Regions from separate parts of the Homo sapiens genome. Here regions 2 and 3 are each linked to region 1. The links are chromatin loops, found by intact Hi-C in ENCODE. Cell type or tissue: PC-3. All regions are shown on one strand.

Region 1 (2,500 bases):
CGTGAAAAACAAACCCAACTAAATTTCAGTAAAATTACAGAATATTTGAAGAAATTAATCTTTTCACTAACTTCATTTTGTATACATGTATACAAGCTTAATTTATGATATATGTTATAGAACGAAACAATATAATTTAATAACATATATATTAGTGCTTTAAGTTAGAGAAGTGTTCAGATCCAAACATTAGCAGCTAGTTGCAAAAGTGTCTACGATTTTTTAATTAGTTGGGGAAAGCACCTGATTTTAGAAGGACTTTCCTAATGAATAAAGACCAGACATTTAAGTGCAGGTATTTTGAACCTTTGAAATAAACAATATTTGCATATAGCCATTCTCAAACTTTAGTGTGTGTCAGCATCAACTGGAGAGGTAAGAAAGCCAACAACGGCCCAGGTGCACTGAGGTCAACTAAGAAGAACTGATCTAAACCAGTGACTTTTAACCCTAGCTTCAGATTAAAAATCACACTAGGAGCTTTAAAAATTACCAATACCATCTGTGCAGCAAACCACCATGCCACACGTTTACCTATGTAACAAATCTGCACATCCTGCACATGTATCCCTGAACTTAACATTAAAATTGAAGAAAAAAAATTGCCAATACCTAGATTGAACCCTCAGATTCTTATTTAATTGAAATGGCCTGAACATGGGAGAATTTATGAATTCTCATAAATTCAGAATCAATATATATAATTGAGTTTGATTTTATTATTAAAGATGTATTCTAATGTTACTATATATTTTTAAAGTCATGAAATGAATGAAGTTTATGGCTTTTAAGTGGACATAAAAAGAAAATTCTTCATCTAGAAAAATCATATGCGTAAAACTGAATTTAATCTATGGATTTAATATTATTTTCATCGTCTATAAATGTAATTTTTTATTACCAGTAATATTTAGGATTATATTGCCACCTGCTGGTGGACATTTTGAGAATTTCATGTAACTATGTCATACTTTGTTTTAAACTTAACTCTTTGCTATTGTTTTCAATAAATATGTTTCACTTTAAAATTTAAAACCTTAGAAAAACATTGAACCATCATACAAATCTGGAACATAGGTAAGGCATATCATAAAATATGCTTTGGGGAAATACACAAACAGGATTGTGAGGAGCGCTCATTTACATGCAGAGTTTGGCCCACTGTCATCCTCAGGTCTAAGGATATAGGACACTTAGCCACATCACTAAAGCTAAGGTTGTCAGGAACCAGAGTAGAGATTATTCTTTAACAAAGGCATTGAAGTAGAGAAAGCAGATGAGCTTCTGTTTTGCCACGACTCATATTTAAGTGAGCATTTCACTTTTAAAAGTACAATGCTCACTTAAATACAACTGGTGTCAAAACAGAAAGGCAGGGAGAAGCAAAATCATATGTATTCATGTACCTAGATACACATATACATAGATACATTAGGAGGAAGATTAGGACTTGTATAGAAAAATGTAGATCATTATTCTACCACTCTGGCTGTGGTTGTACTTCTGTTCCCATGGAAGCAATATGCAGAACCTATGGAAGAGACCAACATGTGTTTCACCTTTCAAAAAGGTTGGACAACTCTCTCACCTTCCAAAAAGTAGGACAACATGTAACAAGGCACTTAAGCATTGCTACTGATACAGAGACACTCAAATAGACTACATCACCTACTGAATGTCACCAGTATTACTTTATAATTTATTGACCTTAGAAATGACACATGGGCAGCTGCTGGTGTTTATGGCCAGTTTTTAAGTATATGTTCAACAACAAAATTCACAAATGTTGATTGATATAAATATGGATAGCTAATATTCCTAGGTATTACCATAAATTAGATGAAGAGAAAGCCTCAAATAGGCTGTGAGCTAAGAATTCCATTATTTCACAAATTGTGGGTTTTTGTTTTTATGTCTGTTGTGACTATTGTTAGTCCTGTGTTGGGAACCTACATGTGTACTATAAGTAACGTTATAAAGTAGGAAAGTAACTCAACTGCAGAAAGTGAACATGTTTACATTCCAGATGTTCCCATATGGGAATCTGTAGATTACGGTATCATGGAAGGAGTTAAGAGTGCCAGTTGGTCAATATCTTGCCACGGAGCCTGATGCAGGTCACTTCATTTCTATGTTTTCTCATCTGTAAAATGAAGGGGTTGTCCAGACTAAGGAAGATAACTATGTTTTGTGATGTGATGGTTAATTTTATATGTCAACATGGCTAGGCCATGGTACCTAGTTATTTAGTCAATCATTATTCTAGAAATTTGTGTAAAGGTATACCTTAAATGAGATTAATATTGAAATCAATAGACTGAGTAAAAGAGATTACCCTCTATAATGTGGGCAGGTCTCATCCAATCAGTTGAAGGCCTTCATAGAAAATATGTGTAATCTAAAAAAGTTGATCTCATAGAATTAGAGAGTAGAGTTGTGGTTAACAGGCTGGGGTGGTTGTTGGGGAAGGAGAATTGGGGCAATATTGGTCAAAGGATAC
Region 2 (2,500 bases), 420 kb before region 1:
TTAGTCCTGTCAAAAAAGAAATAATCAAAATAAAACTCAACGCTTTAAATTTATTTCTGCCCCTCCAAAATTTTGAATTTTTGATGTCACAATTTGCATATTTTTATATTGCCTATCACTTAACAAACATTTGTAGTTACAATTATTTTTAAATATTTTGTCTTTTATTCTTCATATTAAGGATATAAGTGGTTTATATACCACAATTACCATATTATTGTATTCTGAATTTGTCTGTATGCTTAATTTTACCAGTGAGTTTTAAACTTTCAGATGTTTTCTTGTTACACCTCTTCTTTCAGTTTGAATAACTCCCTTTAGCATTTCTTGCAAGACAGGTCTGGCAGTGATGAATTCCCTATGCTTTTGTTTGTCTGAGAAAGTCTTTATCTATCCTTCATTTCTGAAGGATAATTTTGCCAGGTATAGTATTCATGGGTGGCAATTTTTTTTTTTCCTTCCGCACTCAGAATATATCATCCTACCCTCTCTTGGCTTGTAAGGTTTCTACTCAGAAGTTTACTGCCAGAGTGAACTTTGGGTGACATTTATAAGTCATTTGCTTCTTTTCTCATGCTGCTTTCGGAATCCTGTCTTTGTCACTGACCTTTGAGAGTTTAGTTACAATATGTCTTGGGATAGTCATATTTATATTGTATCTATTTGGTGATATTGAACCTTCCTATACTTGGATATTTATATCTTTCTCCGTGTTTGGAACATTTTCTGTTAGTATTTACTTGAATAAGTTTCTACCTCTTTGTCATTTTCAAGTCTCTCTTGAACTTCAGTGACCCTTATATTTGCTCTTTTGATGTTGTCCCTTAGGACCTGTAAGCTTTGTTTCTTTTCATTCTTTTTAATTTTTTCTCCTCTATTTTCAATTAGTTTATCTTTGAGCTTGCTGATTCTTCCTTCTGCTTGATCAATTGTGTTGTTGAGACCTTCTATTGTATTTTTGAGTTCATTAATCACATTTTTCAGCTTTAGGCTTTCTGTTTGATTTTTAAGTTTTTTTTTCAATATCTTTGTTAAAGTTATCTGATAAATATCTGAATTGCTTTTCTGTGTTATTCTGAAATTCACTGGGTTTCCCCAAAACTACTATTTTAAATTCTTGATCTGAGAGGTTACACATTGCCATCCTATTAGGGTCAGTCATTGGTTTCTTATTTTGTTAATTTTTGAGGCCACAGTTTCCTGTTTGCTCTTGCTTATTTTGGATGTATTTTTATGTCTTTGCACTGAAGTATTAGGTATTTATTCCAGGCTTCTCTGTCTGTCTTGCTTTGTGTTGATCTTTCTAGAGTATATATGTCTAAAGGTCCTAGGCAGACTGTTAAGGTGCCTTATCTCAAGATTGCTGACTCCTTCTCAGCACTAGATGGTGCCCTAAGCTAATCTTTGCTCTAGCTCTTTCACAGGTTCTGAGTTTTGCATAGTGCCTATTTTTGGATGGGCCTGGGGGTGGGATCCAAAGTGGATACATGGCTGTCTGGGAAGGCTGGCGAAGGTTTGTGCCCAAAGCAGTCATGGATAATGCCTCCTATAGCATGATCCTGCTGAAGAGCCTTTCTGATTTATGCCTCCCTAGGTAGAAATGAAGAGCAGCCACCAGATTTTGCATGCTGACTGCTGCTAGCCTCACCTCCACTTTTTGTCTCTGGCTGACCTAAGGAGTTTTTACCCTACAGGCACTTGCAATGATTCCCTTGGGTTAAGGCAGGAATGTTTTTCCTTCTAAGGAACCCAGGATGGTGGAGAAGCCAGCTGTCTGCCTTGATCTCAGTTTTTCCATTGTAGAGGCTACACTTTTTCAGTGTAGAAAGAAGTCTAGGGGCAGTTTTCCATGTGGTGCCTGGCAGCTTGCTGGAGGGGCATCAAGGTTAAAGAAATTCATTTCCCCTACCTTCTGCTCCTGGTTTTTCACTTCTCTGAGGCTCTAGGGATTGTCGCAGCCTCAGTTTTAAGTTTTGGAATATTCCGGGTGATAATCTTGGCACTAGATAGTTGTTTTTGCTTTTCTATGAGGGAGAGTGAAGCCAGATTGCTCCTACTCTGCCATTTTGATGCCATCAGTGAATCCATTTTAAATTTTCACTGAATCATCTGCTGGTGGTGATTAAAGAAGAAACTTCAGTGTTTGACATGTTAACAAAAGGCAGCTAAGTGGTTGCAAAGGTCACATGGCAGAGTCAACAAATCAGCAGCTATTGCTAGGGAAGAATGAGGGCAAGAGCAGTCTCAGGGTTTCTTTTTCTCTTTGAGCTCAGCACACAGTCTTGCAGAGAAGCAACCTTTCTTCCCCTCATATTTCTTGAATTGTGTAGTGGTTGTTATTCTTTTTCATCTTCTGGCTGCTACTTCATTTTTGAGTTTTATTTTGACATAAAAGAGGCACTGCTCCACGCTTCAGTTTTTGTTTTCTTCTTTTTTCTCCACTTTAATCTACATTCTCCTTCTGCCTCTTGGCTCTCACCCATCTTTCATTTGGAGAGTA
Region 3 (2,500 bases), 460 kb before region 1:
AAGAACAAAACTTGAGTTCAACATCTTTAGCTGAATTTAGGCCAAAAGTGGTTTCTGTGTTATTTTCATTCATATGGGTTTCTGTCTGCATGTGGATTTTGAAGTCAGTATTCTGTATATTTCTTCCATTAGGTTGGTGGGGTTTTTGTGTGTGTGTTTTATCTAGAATTTTTTTTTCAGAGGGAAATTTGGTTTGGTTACTAAGTCTATCATAACTGGAAATGGAAAGCCTGTCCAAACTATTTTCTTCTGACAACCACATTATCTGTTTTGTTTTTGTTTTAATGTGTTGTATTACATCAAGGCTGAAACTCCTTTGATGGATTTCTGTTTCTCTTAGGATAAAGCTAAAACATCAATTGGCTTACAGAGCCCTGCATGATCCTCTTTTCCTAATGCTCCACTGACTTCTCATGCCACGTTATTTCTTGACCTTCTGTGCTTTGGTCATACTGCTCTTTTTACAATTCTTTGCATTCCTTATTCAAATGATTGGTGATTTTGATTTTATCTCTGAATTTAAGAGTTTCTGTTTTCCCTTTAGTAGGTGCTGATTATGTGATCATGGTAAAGTGTGGCGTGTGCCACTAAGTGTGGTGTTCCTCAGGCTTCTAGGAGTGTGTGATCTCTATCTCTCTGAGAGTCAGAACCTATCCCCTTGTTCTGTGTTGCCCCTTCTACCCCACTGTCCATACAGAGCTGAAACCTGTCAGTTAATGTTGCTGCTGCCCATTGCTCAGCTCAAGTCAGGAAGGGCAAGGAGCCAACGGTTTACCTGCTCTGAATATAGAGATGAAGTCAATTATCCCAACAATTGTCCAACGGCTCTCTTCTGCTCATTGTTATCTGTTGGTGATTTTGTGGAGAAGAAAATGGATTCTGGAAAAACCTTAAACTCACTCTTTTCCTCATATGGGTTGACAGTGATTCTTTATTTTTGCAGCAAATATGATTGCTTTCAGTTTTCTTTTAGGAATTCCTCAAGTATCATCTGTGATAATTAATATTTTATGTCAATTGGGCTAGGCCATGGTACTCAGACATTTGATGAAACATGATTCTATATGTTTCTGTGAAGGTATTTTTTAGATGAGATTAACATTTAAATTAGTAGGCTTGTGTGAAGCAGGTTACCCTCCATAATATGGGAAGGCCTCGTACAATTAGTTGAAGGCCTCAATAAAAAAAGGCTGACATCCTTGAAGAGGAAATTCTGCCAGCATATTGCCCTTGAACTTGAACTGCAGCATCAACTCTTCCATATATATATATATAGTATTAAATAATACGTCATACTATATATACAATAGCTTTATTGGTGAGAATAGGAGAACCAGTCTCCTACTGGTCCTGTTTCTCAGGAGAACCCTAAATAATACATCATTCCACTTGGTGGCACTCTTTCCTGTTTTACACATTTGTTATGCTTTTATTCTTATATTCCTCTCTATTTTTCTACTTCATGGATATTTTGGTGGACTTGTGTTTTCAATATACCATCTTGATTTTAAAATCTAGAACCTTTCTTTGAGGAAATCATTCAATAGCTGTAGAAAAATTTGAAAAAAATCATCAGTCATTTAGATTTATAAGTAATTCTTGAGTCAATTTTGATGACACTTTTTTTATAATATATTTTATTAAGAATAGATTTAACAATTATACAGCATATCCTGATTGCTTACTCTCTCAGTGGTGTTACCTTGTAATTTTTTGCCTTTACTCCCAAACTACCTTTTATCAATACAGCCTCTAAAAACTATCAGTAGGTAGAGGGATAAGGGAATGAAAAAGAGATGGACTCACTTGTAAAGAAACTCAAGTTGATATAATAAGACAGTAAGAGAATAAGATCTATGGAAATTCTTCCCCAAGTCTATGTCTTAATAATGAATAAATATTGCTTTTCTGAAATAAACCTTACTTTATCATTATATGTTAATATACTACCAGATTCTATTTTTAGTATTTTGTATAACTCAGTAATTTTATTTACATTTTATACTGAGGTAACTGCTTAAGACATGCCAACTGATATGTTTTTCTTTCACTACATTACACGTCAATATTAAAATTGTGGAATCAGAGTACACTTCTCTTTCTTTGTGTGCCACAAGCCTTAGATTTTTGGTTTTTGGTGCTGTTGGCCTTTTACCTCTTCCCAAGTAAGAGCTGCCGTAACGGAAATTAGCCTTACCTTTACCTGGCAATAACCTTGACTCTCTCTTTTCAGCCCTGTGCCTTCACTAATGATGTCTTTTGCTTACTAATGATTGCAGGGGCTGTGGTGGGGCTTCAGGAAATGATTTATTCCCCCTTTTGTGCCAAGAACCTCAAAAATGACTGAAAGATTCTTACCACAATTTGATAGTGGTAGACTCCAAACCGAGTAGGGTGTAGGACAGAAATCTGAGTATAGAAATTTTAATCTATCTAAAATGTCGCCAAGAACCAAATAAAACCCATTATCACTGTGCAGACCTTCCAAGCATATCCTCGT

Evidence for each region. A loop is a pair of places that touch in the nucleus more often than their neighbours do. Peaks named below come from ENCODE experiments on the same cell type or tissue, not always from the same donor. Only the 100,000 strongest peaks of a DNase experiment are listed, where the experiment ranks them.
Region 2: a loop joins it to region 1, with 10 times the contacts of the local background. A loop is called at or near these places in 14 of 110 quality-filtered maps.
Region 3: it touches region 1 in a loop (22-fold over the local background); 5 of 110 quality-filtered maps call a loop at or near these places.

Annotation. Positions count from the first base shown.
Region 1 is chr11:101,847,534-101,850,033 of GRCh38, forward strand. No RefSeq gene overlaps it. Among named protein-coding and RNA genes, the nearest start is that of CEP126, 66 kb to the right of the region's middle. In PC-3, CTCF peaks have their summits at 949 (motif pointing left) and 1,154; no DNase peak of the experiment used is centred here.
Region 2 is chr11:101,427,699-101,430,198 of GRCh38, forward strand. No RefSeq gene overlaps it. Among named protein-coding and RNA genes, the nearest start is that of MIR3920, 91 kb to the right of the region's middle. In PC-3, CTCF peaks have their summits at 1,381 (motif pointing right) and 1,586; a DNase peak (open chromatin) is centred at 1,393.
Region 3 is chr11:101,389,349-101,391,848 of GRCh38, forward strand. No RefSeq gene overlaps it. Among named protein-coding and RNA genes, the nearest start is that of MIR3920, 130 kb to the right of the region's middle. In PC-3, a CTCF peak has its summit at 1,396 (motif pointing right); no DNase peak of the experiment used is centred here; H3K27me3 peaks cover 170 bases.